Regions from separate parts of the Homo sapiens genome. Here region 2 is linked to region 1. A link is an interaction called in ENCODE POLR2A ChIA-PET data of the cell type or tissue named here. Cell type or tissue: A673. All regions are shown on one strand. Links, peaks and the distances in the headings refer to the core of each region. The heading gives the core; the rest is flanking DNA.

Region 1 (8,333 bases), core at 133-8,132:
AGTGATGCTCGAGGAGATTGCAGTTTCACACAGCTAGTAAGTGGCCAAGCTAAGACCCAGGACCTCTCTAAGATCTGTTGACCTTGAAGAAATTACTCGACCTCCCTGAGGCTTCTCTATCTGTAAAATGGGGCTGATTGCTCTTTATTATCTCTAGGAAAGGCACATGAAATAATAGGTGCTAAAGCTTCTGAGAAACTCAAAGGCTCAGTCAACATATAACACCTGGCATCTGAAAGTAATCATTTGCATGGGTGGTATGTTAACTATGTGTGTCAGAGGCAGCATGGTGGAGTGGTTAAGAGTGGCTCTAGAACTTGGTTGTTTGAGTGCAAATCCTGGTTTTGCCGTTTACCAGCTGGATGACCTTGGACGAGTTCCTTACCCTCTTTATACTCAGCTGTAAAATGTGAATGTTTGTAGTATGTAACTCCTAGAATTATTTTGAGGATTAATTGAACATGCTTAGAACAGCACTAGGCACATAGTAAATGCTGTGTGTTAGTTCTTAGTATTTGTATATTTTTGTCAATCACTTGGATGAAGAATTTGAAAGCTAGAAATATAGTTCACAGCTTAAAAGTTGAAACTAGTATTTCCCAGACTGGGAGCAATTTAGTGGAAATAAATATGAAATAGTTTCTGTTTAGGAATAAATAATTTACACAAATTTAAAATGGAATAAGATAGCATTAATGAGAATAATTCTAGCTGCCATTCTCTGAGCAGTTACTGCATGCTCAGTCTTGAGCACTTAAAAAATATAGCTTTAGTAATGGTTATACAACAGCAACATGAATGTACTTAAAGCCACAGAACTGTATACTTAAAAATGGTAAAAGTGGTAAATTTTATGTTATCTCACAATATACCCTAATTCATCCTCTCAGAAAGCCTCTGAAGTAAATATTACCTCCATTTTGTAACTTAAGAAACAGAGAAATTGAAATAATTTTCCCAAAGTTACACAGTTAGCATGTAAGAGACTATTGCCATCCTAATGGCAATATTTTATTGCCATCAAATATGATTCCTAAAATTTACCCATTCCTATAGTGCCTTGGAGATGGCACTATTAGAATGGGTAAATTTTAGGAATCATATTTGACTCTAAAGAGGACTACACTGTGAACAATCATTAATTGGGAAGTGTATATTTGCCAGAAATTATATGACAGCCATTTGTTTGGATGTAAAACTTTATTCCTTGATTGTCGATATGTAGTTATTTGATTGATCTTATCTTGGAAAAATTTAGGAACATAATGTTAATTTGCGTAAATGTAACAAGTTCTAGACATATACAGTGATTTATATTCTTTAGTCATTTTCTTTTTAGAGGTCCATTAGCAGTTTTTAGTTTGGTGGTGAAGTATACATTTTGATGCTTCCTACTGCCATTAAAGTTAATGTTCCAGATGTTACATACTGTCTAAGAGTTTTAGCTCTTCTGATTGCAGATGCTACAGATATTTTTTTCTTTACTAGGCCTTTTTATTGGTATTTCATTGGTTTTCCTTATTAGTAAAAGACGAAGTTTCTGGAAGTACTTCCCCCCCATTGTACTTTATCATTTTAACATTTTATTTTCATAAAGTAAGGCAGTACACAGGAATAAGCACAGGCATGTATTTTTCTCTTATCTGCCAGAGTTCTGACATAAGTAGGAATTGCTTGAACAGTTGAAATGATCTTCTCAGTGATAAAAGATACATTTTCCTACCCATCCAGTCAATCTTGATTTCTTTCCCTTCATACCAGTATTTGAAAGATGATAGAAACTACACTCTATTAAATGACTACATTTAGTTTAGAGATTACACCCTGCTAACATAACTGAAAATAAATAGTAATGAATATTTTACTGTTTTTATATCTCAAAGGTTTTTATATTGAATTTTAAGTATATCTTAATATAAATCTGGTTGAATTGATAGTCTCAAAATATTTTGATTGCTGTCATCTCTGAGGAAATGTACACACAAAAAATGCCATGGAGATTTGCCCTTTATCCTGATTTGTTTATTATTATCAATACTTTAGATAAATAATAATTTTTTAATTAGGCAATTACAACGTGCCATATATCATACTAGGCTTCTTATATACATTATTCTCATTTTTGTCATTGTACGACTCTGTAAGTACAATTTTTTTTTATTTAGGTTTCTTTTTTTTTTTTTTTTTCCCCAGAGACAGGATCTCACTCTGTCACCCAGGCTGGAGTGCGGTGGTGTGATCATGGCTTACTGCAGCCTGAAACTCCTAGGCTCAAGTGATCCTCCTACCTCAGCCTCCTGAGAAGCTCGGACTACAGGCACGAGCCACCATGCCCAGCTAATTTTCTTTTTTTGTTTTGTTTTGTAGAGATGTGGTCTCACTATGTTTCCCAGGCTGGTCTTAAACTCCCGGCCTCAAGCAGTCCTCCCACTTCGGCCTCCTGAAGTGTTAGGATTACAGGCGTGAGCCTGCGCCTGGCTGTAATTACTATACCCAGTTTTTACAGATAAAGGATCTGAGACATGCAGAGGTTTTAAGCTGACTTGCCTGACACCCCATTGCTAGTAAGTAGTAGAACCAGGAGTTGGATTTAGCAGTCTGGCTGTAGAGTCATCAATAGTTTGCACATGACAGAAAGCTGGAAGAAATAGTCAACCTGAAACACATGATGGAATTATAATTCAGAATCATCTTGGTAGATAGGGGCACTGTGCTTAAACAAAATGCCATTAATGGGATTATAATAAATATAATGTGGTAGAATTCAAGTTTTGTTTGCCAATTCAACACATCATCTGTTACTAACGCAGCTTTAAAAAATGCATAAACGATTATACTACATTAATTTTTTTAAAAAGTATCCTGTTTATGGTCTGATTATGCCTGGAGTATTATTTTATATTTTTGACTTCATGTTTTAAGAGACAATCATGCCAGAGTCCCACATGAGGGTGACTAAAATGGACAAAAAGTCTGGAAACTTTCATATCAATAATTGATTATGTATTAACTGAAACAAAAGACTAGAGAAAGACACAGTGGGAATTGATTATGTATTAACTGAGGAATAAAAGACTGAAGAAAGACATAATAAATAGTTAAAGGATTATGGAAAAGATGGTGTTCAGAAAAAAATTAACATGCAGGCCTGAGACTGCTATCCCTAGAAAGGTCTGCTTGCAAAGTTGGCCCTTGGCTGGCATCTGGGGGAACTTGGTTCTTGGATGGATTCCTGCCATTCACTGATAAGAATGGCTCACCTTGCCTAAAGTATATGAAGAGTGTGCTTTATGTCGAGCTCCTGCTTGCTTGCCTCTTTCTTTGTCTTTCTTTCTTTTCCTTCCTCCCTTCCTTCCTTCCTTCCTTCCTTCCTTCCTTCCTTCCTTCCTTCCTTCCTTCCTTCCTCTCTCTCTCTCTTTCTTTCTTTCTTCTTTCTGGAATTTTGGTACAGGCTAGGCAGAATGTGCCTAGATGATCAGCTCCTAGTAAAAACCTTGAGAACTAAGTCTCTAATGAGCCTCCCTGATCATTTCATGCGTGTTGTTATAACTCATCACTGGAGGAATTAATTATGCCCTCTGTGACTGCAGTGGGAGACAACTTTTAGAAGTTTGCACCTGGTTTCCTCCAAATTTCACCCCATGTGCCTTTTCCCTCTGCGATTTTGCTTGGTATTCAGTGTAATAAATCATAGCTAAGAGTATGACTGTATACTTTGAGTTCTCCCAGTGAATCACTGAATCTAGAGATGGTCTTGGGGACCCCTGACACAGATGGATTAGTGTTATTTTTTTTGTTTATGAGAAAGCCAAATTAGGACCAATGAATGGTGATTAGAATGAAATATTTGATTGACTTCAGAGAAAAATGTCTACCACTTGAGCTTTCTTCAGTAATGGAGCAGCCTGACAGTCTCACTCTGTCACTCAGGCTGGAGTGCACTGACATGATCTCAACCCACTGCAACCTCCGCCTCCCGGGTTCAAGCGATTCTCATGCCTCAGCCTCCCAGGTGGCTGGGATTGCAGGTGCCCACCACCATGCCCGACTAATTTTTGTATTTTTAGTACAGACGGAGTTTCACCATGTTAGCCAGGCTGGGCTTGAACTCCTGACCTCAAGTGATCCGCCCACCTCGGCTTCCCAAAGTGCTGGGATCACAGGCTTGAGCCACCTCACCCAGCCCAGATAAGGGACATTTTTGAAGTAATGTGTGCACTAAGTAGAAGAACATTGGATCTGTATTTTGGGTTGGGTTTTTTAATCTTTATTTATTTTATTTATTTATTTTTTGAGATGGAGTCTTGCTCTGTTGCCCAGGCTGGAGTGCAGTGGTGCGATCTTGGCTCACTGCAAGCTCTGCCTCCCGGGTTCACGCCATTCTCCTGCCTCAGCCTCCCGAGTAGCTGGGACTACAGGTGCCCGCCACCATGCCCGGCTAATTTTTTTGTATTTTTAGTAGAGATGGGGTTTCACCATGTTAGCCAGGATGGTCTCAATCTCCTGACCTCATGATCCACCCGCCTTAGCCTCCCAAAGTGCTGGGATTACAGGCGTAAGCCACTGTGCCTGGCCAGGTTTTTTAATCTTAAAAAATCTGATTATGCCAGGCATTGTGGTTCATGCCTGTATTATTTTTTAAATACCTGGTGAGAAACTTAAATTTGCCATTTAATCTGGTAGCCTTCAGCTACCTCTTTTGGCGTGATTTTTGCTGTTTCATAGGCAGCAATCTCAGCTTGAAGACTTTCTCTCATTTACTGGAAGGACGAAGAATAGAACATGTGCCTCTTGTAAGTAGTGCCAGTAGCTAGTGATTTTACCATCTTAGTCACCTTGATCTCTCTGATTCTCTGCTTTCATAATTTGAAAGAGCAAACAAAAAATCAGTCCCAATGATATGCAGTACTAGTACCCTTCCCAGAGTGGTCATTCAGATGAATGCATGCCTTTGGGATCTGAATTTTTTTTATAGCAATAAATGTACCTCCAGTTAAGGTTCCACTGGAACTCATGCAATGAAAGGTCATCCTTGGTTTATGGTGTATGGGAGTATTATAGTCCATTGTGTTTTCTCCCCTGACCATCACAAGAAGCTCAGCTGTTTTGTAGTTACAGCTACTTTTAAAATATGCTTGGTCAAATAATATTTATAAGCAGCTTTAGAAAGGGCCAGCCAATTCATTCTACAGCTACTGACAAATCTTAGAGCTAAATTGGAAAGATTATGAAATCTTCTTTAAATACTTCAAAGAGAAGCACAATGAAGATAAGGGAATCCTGGCAAGATGTGCTGCAGCTGTCAGGTCCTGAAAAATTAGGAATCAAATTTTGACACTTGTAATTGAATCATCCACCCTTCTAAGTGAGCCTAGGCAAACCTGTGATATTTTTAGAACCTTTCAAATCACATTGTACTCTTTAGAGTTCATAGCAGGACCTGAGGCCCCTAAAATTTCCCAAGAGAAAGAACAAAACAGAATCAAATAAATTTGGCTCAGTTCACTGTAATAGAAGTGTAGTGTATTATGCATGCAGTCTAGGTAATGCCACACTTTTAACCCCAAATTTTAAAAGTTTTCATGGATTTTTTTTTTTTTTCTGGAGAATTAACTGCTTGGACAGCAGTGGAAGCACCCGTTAGAGATAGTAACAGCTGTGTGGTGGTGATTTGATTTATAATAGAAGCACAGAGACCTTGGATGGTGTGATTAACTGTGTTCCACAGATGGATGTTCCTGTGTCACAAATTTCATTTAATACAGATTTCTACCCGCATATATCATATCGATTATTACAGACTCTCTTAAAAGACTGAGCAGTTAACTAGCCACTACCATATGTAGATAATTACATTGCTTATGCTTGACTTGGTGAGATTTTCTAATTTACAGTTGAAAATGTGCCACTAACAGGTTAGAAAAGGTTAGAATAGTATTTTTATGTGTATTTATGTGGGACTAGTTATGATGCGTGATTTTAAAAGACTGTCATTTTAGCAAATAACAAAGGCTGCTTTGAACATTTTCTCTTGCCTTAAAACAAAGAGCAACTCTGAGACCAGACTTCAGGGAATCCAAATAATTTATTGGAGCGTGACATGATGGCCTTTTCAGGTTTTCTTCAAGTCTGAAGTTCTGTCTAGAGCACAAGACACTGACAAATGAGCAGAAAGACTGTGGGCTTTGTGTATATTCATGCCACTCCTAAACAGTTGGTTCTATCTCATCTCGTGCCTAACTCCCTTGGGCCAATTCCTGTAGTTGTCTATGCTTATACATCGTTTGATGAAATAACTGACAAAGATGTGATTTAATTAAGAAATGGAAAATAGCATGGATGTTGGACTAGCAGGATTTGAAGACAAAAGTGTTCATTCTAGTTATTTTTTCTAACTTACTGAACTTTGGTAAGTAGTATTAATTTCTCTGTAGGTTTCCTAGTGCTTTTTTATTTTAAAAAATGGTTCTGGCCAGACGTGGTGGCTCAGGCCTGTAATCCCAGCACTTTGGGAGGCCGAGGCAGGAGGATCACCTGAGGTCAGGCGTTCTAGACCAGCCTGGCCAACGTGATGAAACCCTGTCTCCACTAAAAATAGAAAAATTTGCCTCTGCCTCTGCCTCTGCCTCTGCCTCCTCTGCCTCCTCTGCCTCCTCTGCCTCTGCCTCTGCCTCTCCCCATGGTCTCCCTCTCCCCACGGTCTCCCTCTCCCCACGGTCTCCCTCTCCCTCTCTTTCCACGGTCTCCCTCTGATGCCGAGCTGAAGCTGGACTGTACTGCTGCCATCTCGGCTCACTGCAACCTCCCTGCCTGATTCTCCTGCCTCAGCCTGCCGAGTGCCTGCAATTGCAGGCGCGCGCCGCCACGCCTGACTGGTTTTCGTATTTTTTTGGTGGAGACAGGGTTTCGCTGTGTTGGCCGGGCTGGTCTCCAGCTCCTAACCGCGAGTGATCCGCCAGCCTCGGCCTCCGGAGGTGCCGGGATTGCAGATGGTGTCTGGTTCACTCAGTGCTCAATGGTGCCCAGGCTGGAGTGCAGTGGCGTGATCTCGTGTCGCTACAACCTCCACCCCCCAGCCGCCTGCCTTGGCCTCCCAAAGTGCCCAGAGTGCAGCCTCTGCCCGGCCGCCACCCCGTCTAGGAAGTGAGGAGCGTCTCTGCCTGGCCGCCCATCGTCTGGGATGTGAGGAGCCCCTCTGCCTGGCTGCCCAGTCTGGAAAGTGAGGAGCGTCTCCGCCCGGCAGCCGCCCCGTCCGGGAGGGAGGTGGGGGTCAGCCCCCGCCAGGCCAGCCGCCCTGTCCAGGAGGGAGGTGGGGGGGTCAGCCCCCCACCCGGCCAGCCGCCCCGTCCAGGAGGTGAGGGGCGCCTCTGCCCAGCTGCCCCTACTGGGAAGTGAGGAGCCCCTCTGCCCGACCAGCCGCCCCATCCGGGAGGGAGGTGGGGGGGTCAGCCCCCCGCCCGGCCAGCCGCCCCGTCCAGGAGGGAGGTGGGGGGGTCAGCCCCCCGCCCAGCCAGCCGCCCCGTCCGGGAGGGAGGTGGGGGTTCAGCCCCCCACCCGGCCAGCCGCCCCGTCCGGGAGGTGAGGGGCGCCTCTGCCCGGCCGCCCCTACTGGGAAGTGAGGAGCCTCTCTGCCCGGCCAGCCACCCCGTCCGGGAGGGAGGTGGGGGGGTCAGCCCCCCGCCCGGCCAGCCGCCTCGTCCGGGAGGTGAGGGGCGCCTCTGCCCGGCCGCCCCTACTGGGAAGTGAGGAGCCCCTCTGCCCGGCCACCATCCCGTCTGGGAGGTGTGCCCAACAGCTCATTGAGAACAGGCCATGATGACAATGGTGGTTTTGTGGAATAGAAAGCGGGGAAAGGTGGGGAAAAGATTGAGAAATAGGATGGTTGCCGTGTCTGTGTGGAAAGAAGTAGACATGGGAGACTTTTCATTTTGTTCTGTACTAAGAAAAATTCTTCTGCCTTGGGATCCTGTTGATCTGTGACCTTATCCCCCAACCCTGTGCTCTCTGAAACATGTGCTGTGTCCACTCAGGGTTAAATGGATTAAGGGCAGTGCAAGATGTGCTTTGTTAAACAGATGCTTGAAGGCAGCATGCTGGTTAAGAGTCATCACCACTCCCTAATCTCAAGTACCCAGGGACACAAACACTGCGGAAGGCCTCAGGGTCCTCTGCCTAGGAAAACCAGAGACCTTTGTTCACTTGTTTATCTGCTGACCTTCCCTCCACTATTGTCCTATGACCCTGCCAAATCCCCCTCTGTGAGAAACACCCAAGAATGATCAATAAAAAAAAAAAGAAAGAAAAAAAAAGAAAAATTAGGCCGGGCACGGTGG
Region 2 (8,333 bases), core at 18-8,017, 58 kb before region 1:
ACTGGTAGTCTCCTAAAAAGTGCACCACTTTTTAGTCTCCTTGCCTTAAGGTGAATGTAACCAATGGGCACCACTTTGATGATGTCACAGCCATGTAGTGCACGGCTTGCATCTCCCTCTAGAGAGTCTGCACGGCCGGGTGCAGTGGCTCATGACTATAATCCCAGCACTTTGGGAGGCTGAAATCACTTGAGGATCACTTAAGGTCAGGAGATCGAGACCAGCCTGGCCAACATGATGAAACCCTGGCTCTACTAAAAAATACAAAAATTAGCCAGGCGTGGCGGCATGCGTCTGTGGTCCCAGCTACTCAGGAGGCTGAGGCATGAGAATCACTTGAACCCAGGAGGTTGAGGCTGCAGTGAGCTGTGATCATGGCACTGCATTCCAGCCTGAGTGACAGAGTGAGACCTTGTCTTAAAAAAAAAGAGAGTCTGCACGGAGAGCACAGTTGACTCACAGTCCTCATTCCCATTCCTCTGGATCCACCAAGTTCACGCCAAGGCCATATTTCCTCAGATGGCTCCTAGCCAATGACAGCACAGCGGGGGTGGTAGCACAGCCCCACTGCTGCTGACCTGAGATTCATCCTACCAGTGACTTTGTTCAGGAAGCCCTCATCAGTCCAGCCAAAACTTTCTGAGACCCGCATTGCTGTCTGCAGCTCCTCCTACTCACTCTTTCCTTCCCCGTCTCTTTCCCCAGGTGTTAGCCCAGTATCCCAGTCTGAAGACGTCCGCCCTTTATCTTTCACAGGGATTCCCTTGATAAATCCCCTGCAAGTCTGAGCCTGTCCTGGCATCTGCTTCCCAGAGGATCCAAATTAACACAGATAACTTCCATTTTGTAGGATGAGATAATGAAGTCTACAACCATCCAAACTCAAAATCATCTGTTGTCAAGGAAATACAGTTTCACATTGCAGTGGTAAGGACCATGGGCTTTGGGTAGACCAGGGTGTGAGTCCTACCCACCAGCGGTATGACCTTTAGGAAATGTCTTAGCCCGCCCTGACCCTCTATTTCCTCATCCGTGGAATCAGTGATTCTTAACTGGGAACAATTTTGTTTCCTCCGGGACAGTTTGCAATGTCTGGAGATTTTTTTGGTTGTCACAACTAGGGGGAGGGGAATGGTTGCAGCTGGCACCTAGTTGGGTAGAAGGCCAGGGACACTGCTAAATATCCTACAATGCACAGAGCAGCCCCTCCAAGACAAAGATTATCCAGCCCAAAATATCCATAGTGCAGAGGTTGGAAAACTCTGTGTTAAATGGGGATGATAATAGTAAACTAACTCAAAGAACTATTGTGAGGACTCAATGGGATCATGTGTTCAATATCCCTCGCCTTCCTTGTAAACTCCACAAGGGCAGGAACCAGATGATGTAGATCAATGTTCTGTATCATCAATGACTGGATCATAAAAGGCGCAAAGTAAATTATTAATTGTTGAAATATTTATCAAATGAGTGCAAATCAACAAATGCTAATTGTCATCATCATCGTCACCATTGCCATCTTTCCAGCCCCTGGCTCAGTGCCTGAGGCGTAACAGGTCCTCAATCTTTGTTGAATGAATGCATGAGAAATGAAGGATTATTTACTCATTAACTACTAATCTGTGTGCTTTGGAGAGATATTGGAAACTCTTGAGAAATAGGCCTGGCCTTTTCCTTTTTATTTGCAACGAGGAATTTTGTTCGTCAAATAAATGACCTTAAAGGATTGAGACCGCTGCCAAGCCACAGAATCGGAGTCGAGAGGCCTGACTCAGAGTCACGGAGAGGTTAGGACACACATCTTGCAGGGCTTAGGCAAAAAAGGAAAATGGGCCAGGCTTTGTGCGAACTTGCTGTGAAACAAGAGCTGTTTTCAGGGCTCAGGGACAAGCTCTGTCCCATGTTTAATTTCTTCCATCTGTCTGGTATCTGACCTCTGCTGCCCTTTAAGCCATTGCCACATATTGTCTGCACACGTTCCCATATAAGGTGATCTCTCTCTCTCTCTTTCTCTTCCCTCTCCTCTCCTCTCTCTCTCTCTCTCTCTCTCTCTCTTTTCCTCTCCCTCTCTCCGGGTAGCAACACTGACTTCCTCCACCCTGTTCGCCCTCTCTCTGCCTTCCCTGGCAGACTCTGCTGTGAGGATGGATGGCTGGAGAGCAGGAAGGGGCAGGGGGCTGCCAAGGAATGTAACAGGTTTATTTTTGTTCAGGCTGCATTCTTTGCCCAGCCTGCACGCCCCAGCCACTTGGGAATGTCACATGCCGATAAGACAGTGGGGGTGACTGGGATCTGTGGCTCAAATCTGCAACACCCCAGGTGTGAGCCATTGTCACAGAGTCGGGGAACTAAGGGTGGGAGGGGCAGGGACTCTGAGGTCATGGGACTCACCTGTTCCCACTGCCCTGTGTCTGACTCCTAGAAAGACAAGTTTGGTCCTTCAGGGAAACAATTGCAGAAATTGAGATCCATAACCACCTAAGCCCATCTCTGGGCAAAATTCAACATCTACAGGAGAGTGGAGAAGAGCCAGGTGTCAGGGTGAAATTAACAGCTGTGTGACCTTGGGCAAGTTGCCTGACGTCTCTGACTCTCAGTTTCCTTCTTTGTCAAAATAGTATCAGTGAATCTGTTCTCTACTATATGGTGAAAATACACTCACTGAGGGCAGGTATTATTGTCTATTTTGTTTCCTGTTGTTTCACCATCACCTCAAATAGTGCCTGGCACACAGTAGGTGCTCAAATATATGTTGAGTAAATTAAATGAGATAATGTTTTAAGTGCTCAGCACCCAAGAAATAAGAGCTGATTCAACAACACCCTACTCAATGACTACAGATATTTATTAAGCACCTCTTAACAGCCAGACCCTATTAGGTGCTGAGGACACAGGACTAATAGGACAGACAAGGCCCCTGCCCTCAGGGAACTTACATTTGAATGGCAGAGATCTATAATAAAATAAGCTAAGGTCAGAGAGTACTAAGGGCTATGAAAGAAATTTTTTTTTTTGAAACAGAGTTTCACTCTTGTTGCCCAGGCTGGAGTGTAATGGCGTGATCTCTGGCTCACTGCAACCTCCGCCTCCTGGGTTCAAGCAATTCTCCTGCCTCAGCCTCCCGAGCAGCTGGGATTACAGGCATGTGCCACCACACCCGGCTAATTTTGTATTTTTAGTAGAGACGGGGTTTCTCCATGTTGGTCAGGGTGGTCTTGAACTCCCAACCTCAGGTGATCCGCATGCCTTGGCCTCCCAAAGTGCTGGGATTACAGGCGTGAGCCACCGCCCTCGGCTGAAATAAATTTTTTAAAGGATATAGAAGTGTGTTTTTCCAGCCTTTTGACTTTGACTCACAGCAAGAGATATGTTTATCATGTGAACCAATGCGCACACATGCATGTTTATTAAAAGGGAAAAAACAACTGTGGTGGACTGTCTGCACCAACATCTGCCAACAACTTCTCCCATTCATAGAATGCACATGTTGCTCCCCCATCAAGAGGCGGAGTTAAGGCTGGGCGTGGTGGCTCATGCCTATAATCCCAGCACTTTGGGAGGCTGAGGAGGGTGGATTACTTGAGGTTAGGAATTTGAGACCAGCCTGGCCAACATGGTGAAAGCCCTGTCTCTACTAAAAATACAAAAATTAGCCAGGTGTGGTGGCACATGCTTGTAATCCCAGCTACCTGGGAGGCTGAGGCAGGAGAATCTCTTGAACCTGGGAGGTAAAGTTGCAGTGAGCTGACATTGCACTACTGTACTCCAGCCTGGCTGACAGAGCAAGACTCCATCTCAGAAAGAAAAAGAAAAAGAAGTGGAGTCAAGACCCAGTGCAGAGGCTCACACCTATAAACCGAGCGGGAGGCCAAGGCTGGAGGATTGCTTGAGGCCAGGAGTTTGATACCCACCTGGGTAACATAGTGAACCTCCATCTCTACAAAAAAAAAAAAAAAAAAAAAAAAAGAGGTGGAGCCAGCTTCCCCTTCCCTGTTTTTGTTATTTGTTTGTTTTAGAGACAGAGTCTCAGTCACTCAGGCTGGAGTGCAGTGGTATGATCAAACTCATTGAAGCCTTGAACTCCTAGGCTCAAGTGATCCTCCTGAAACTGGCCCAACACTCCCATACACTGTTCTTTTGGATAAACATAGACATTGACCCTTCTGCTATTAAAGCTGTATTTGTTTTATCTGAGGACCTTCAGGCCTCTCAAAAACAAGTACTGAAGCACTGAAACTCACCAGATCAGGGCATCAGATGACTTCCTGCCCTTCCCTAGTTCTTGTTTTCCCGCATGTTGTTACATTTCTTCCCCACTATATAAACTCCTAATTTTAGTAGACCAGGGAGTTGGATTTGAGACTCAGCTCCCATCACTTCAGCTGCAGCACCCAATTAAAGCCTTCTTCCTTGGCAATACTTGTCCTGTCAGTGATTGGCTTTCTGTGTGGCAAGCAGCAGGACCTAGTCTGAACCCCTGGTGTTTTGGTAACACTCCTGCCTCAGCCTCCCGAGTAGGTAGGACTACAGGCATGCAGCACCACGCCAGCTGATTTTTTCATTTTTTTGTAGAGTTGGGGTCTCACTATGTTGAGTTCAAACTCCTGGGCTCAAGCTGTCCTCCTGCCTCAGCTTCCCAAGGTACTGGGACTATAGGCATGAGCCACCACACCCAGCCTCTCCCTTCCCTTAAATCTGGGTGGCTCTTGTGATTTGCTTTGGGCAATAGGATGCAGCGGAAACAACTTTGTGCCTTTTCTGGGCTTCAGCCTTAAGGGGACTGGCAGCTTCCACTTTTGTGCTCTTTGTACCCAGAACCATGAAAGGAAGCTCAGGTCAGACAACTGAATGATGAGAGGCCACAAGAGAAGGAGAGCTTCCATGTGAAGAAGTGGCCACCAACACTAACATCCAGATCCAAGAGGGATGCCACCTTGGATGTTCTAGCCCCACACGGACCTCCAGCTGGATTCAGCCGTATGAGTGATCCCAGCAGATACCACATGGAGCAGAACCGCCCAGCTGAGCCCAGCTAACCCACAGACTTGTGGGAAAAAACGGTTGCATATCAATAAATTTGGAGTGGTTTATTAAGAAGCAAAAAATAGGCTGGGCGTGGTGGCTCATGCCTGTAATCCCAGCATTTTAGGAGGCCGAGGCAGGCAGATCATTTGAAGTCAAGAGTTCCAGACCAGCCTGGACAACATGGCGAAACCCCCATCTCTACTAAAAATACAAAAAAGTTAGCTGGGCATGGTGGCTCGTGCCTGTAATCCCAGCTACTCGGGAGGTTGAGGCAGGAGACTCGCTGAACCAGGGAGGTGGAGGCTGCAGTGATCTGAGATTGCACCACTGCACTCCAGCCTGGGCCACAGAGGGAAACTCCGTCTCAAAAAAAAAAAAAAAAAGTAAAAAAATTTCTGACACAGTAATATTTACCCTTATCCTTGTGTGATATTTTCTGTTTTATTTCATTTCATTTTTTAAAATGTTAATTGAGATCCACTAAATTGATTTCCATTCCCTCTAATAGGCCATGACCAACAGTCTGAAGAGCACAGTGATGGAGGGTGACTGGTGGGTTGGTTACTTTAAGTAAGAGGAACAGAAAAGACCTTGCTGGCTGGGCATGGTGTCCCATGCCTATAATCCCAGAGCTTTGGGAGGCCAAGGCAGGAGGATCATTTGAGCCCAAGAGTTTGAGACTAGCCTGGGCAACGTAGCGGGACCATGTTTCTACAAAAAATTAAAAATTAGCTGGGCATGGTGGTGGGTGTAGTCTCAGCTACTCAGGAGGTTGAGGAGGATCACTTGAGTCCAGGAGGTCGAGGCTGCAGTGAGCCATGATCATGCCACTGCACTCCAGCTTGGACGAGACCCTGTCTCAAAAAAAAAAAAAAAAAAAAAAGAAAGAAAGAAAGAAGGAAAGAAAAGGGAGGAAAGAGAGAGAGGAAGGAAGGAAGGGAGGGACGGGAAGGAAGGGAATTTTTTTTTCCAAAAAAAAAAATATAATTGAGATGAGAGTCACATAACATAAAACCAACCATTTTAAAAGGAACAATTCCATGGTAATTAGTACATTAACATATATCGTACAACCACCTCTGTCTATTTCCAGAACATTTTCATCACCTCAAAAGGAAATGCTTTTTTTTTTTTTTTTTTTTTTTTTTTTTTGAGACAGAGTGTTGCTCTGTCACCCAGGCTGGAGTGCAGTAGTGCGATCTGGGCTCACTGTAACCTCCACCTCCTGGGTTCAAGCGATTCTTCTGCCTCAGCCTCCCACGTAGCTGGGATTATGGGCCTGCACCACCGCACCTGGCTATTTTTTTGTACTTTTAGTAGAGACAGGGTTTTGCCATGTTGGCCAGGTTGGTCTTGAACTCCTGACCTCAAGTGATCTGCCCACCTTGGCCTCCCAAAATGCTGGGATTACAGGCGTGAGCCACTGTGCCCGGCCTCAAAAGGAAATTCTGTACCGATTAAGCACTTGCTTTGCATTCTCCCCTCTGCCTGGCCCCTGGCAACCACCAGTCCACATTCTGTCTCTAGGGATTTGCCTATTCTGAGTATTTCATATAACAGGAGTCATACAACGGGTGGCCTTTTGCATTTGGCTTGTTTTGCTCAGCACCATGTTTTTGAGGTTCATATATGCTATAGCATGGACCAGTACTTCATTTCTTTTTATGGCTGAATAATATTCTACTGTATGTATATACCACAGTTTGCTTATTCATTCACCCATTTGCCCATCATTTTGAGTCGATCATTTCATCTGTAGCACTCTCATAGACCTCGATTTGACGTCATCAGCCCCAGGAGGATGAGGTGGTCTTGGCAACATGAAAGACAAAGCCAGTTTGTGCCCTGCTGCTCTTGTCCGCTTCCACCAAACTTCTCCTGCATGATTCTCAGCTTCCTGATAGCCCAAAATGCAGCTCCACTGCCGGTTACCCTTAAATACTCCCCCTGAACTCTATAAATACACCAAACATTCAGCTGGGAAAAAAAGAAACTTGAAAGGCATCTGAAATGAAAATACACTTTTTTTCCCAGCATTGGCCAAGTGTTTTCTCTCCATCTTCCCCCTCTTTGATTTTGGGATAAGCGCTTGGATTTCAAACCATTAGCTATACCTGGGTGTGAGAAGAGCTTCCTTGGCAAAGCCCTTGTAGGCACAGAAGTCCAGGCACTGTGTTGATGTGGTCCCTCCCACACAGAAAATCCCTGTGCCTCCCACCTCAGCAGCCTGATTTATGGTTCTTTCGGTCTCTGCTGGGCCAGTTTGGAGCCAGTTTAGGAGGCTGATGAAAATGGCTTTGGAATCAGGCAGACCTATGTTTGAATCTTGGCTCAGCCAGCTACCAGCTCTGCGACCTTGGGCCTCTGTTAACTCTCTAGGTCTCAATTTCCTTAATCATAAAGTGGAAAAAAATAATACTGTGGCTGGGTGTGGTGGCTCACGCCTATAATCCCAGCCTCTTGGGAGGCCAAGGCGGGAGAATTGCTTGAGCCCAGGAGTTCAAGACCAGCTTGGGCAATGTAGTGAGACCCTGTCTCTAAAGAAAAATGCAAAAATTAGCCAGGCATGGTGGTTCTCGCTTGTAGTCCCAGCTACTCAGGAGGCTGAGGCAGGAGGATCTCTTGAGCCCAGGAGGTTGAGGCTGCAGTGAGCCATGATCACACCACTGCACTCCAGCCTGGGTGACAAAGTTAGACTGTCTAAAAAAAGAAAAACAAAAAACTGTCCTTGCAGACTTGTTGTGAAGATTAAATGAGATTATGTAGGTGCAGGCAGTGTGCCGAAATGAAATTAGGCCTAACTCACATAATGCCTGGAACTTCAGCTAGAAGAGAGAAGTGCAGCTTGGAAGACATGGGGCTGGATTCACTGACCCCACAAGGCCTGACTGCCCATCATTTTGATTGTGTAATTTTATCTATAAAGTCAGTCTGCCCCTCCGGATCCACATTGCTGTGGATTAAATTAAAAAAAAATTTTTTTTGAGACAGAGTCTCACTCTGTCACCCAGGCTGGAGTGCAGTGGTGCAATCTTGGCTCATTGCAACCTCCATCTCCTGGGCTCAAGCGATTTTCATGCCTCAGCCTCCCAAGTAGCTGGGATTACAGGCACATACCACCACACCCAGCTAATTTTTGTATTTTAGTAGAAACAGGGTTTCACCACGTTGGCCAGGCTGGTTTTGAACTCCTTACCTCAAGTGATCTGCCCACCTCAGCATCCCAAAGTTCTGGGATTACAGATGTGAGCCACCGCGCCCAGCCCCACTGTTGCCATCTTCCTCCCCCTCTTTGTCCAGGGAGGCGC

The links. ChIA-PET counts read pairs that join two places held together with the same protein. Peaks named below come from ENCODE experiments on the same cell type or tissue, not always from the same donor. Only the 100,000 strongest peaks of a DNase experiment are listed, where the experiment ranks them.
Region 2: POLR2A ChIA-PET joins it to region 1 with 5 read pairs; 6 of 35 experiments call an interaction of 5 or more read pairs at or near these places.

Annotation. Positions count from the first base shown.
Region 1 is chr12:110,165,678-110,174,010 of GRCh38, forward strand. All of the region lies in intron 11 of IFT81 (intraflagellar transport 81), which reads left to right. Among named protein-coding and RNA genes, the nearest start is that of IFT81, 45 kb to the left of the region's middle. RefSeq lists an enhancer at 6,630-7,410. In A673, for the core only: no CTCF peak of the experiment used is centred there; DNase peaks (open chromatin) are centred at 3,224 and 3,574; H3K27ac peaks cover 6,168 bases.
Region 2 is chr12:110,107,468-110,115,800 of GRCh38, forward strand. No RefSeq gene overlaps it. Among named protein-coding and RNA genes, the nearest start is that of IFT81, 13 kb to the right of the region's middle. RefSeq lists enhancers at 1,505-2,096, 2,097-2,688. In A673, for the core only: no CTCF peak of the experiment used is centred there; no DNase peak of the experiment used is centred there.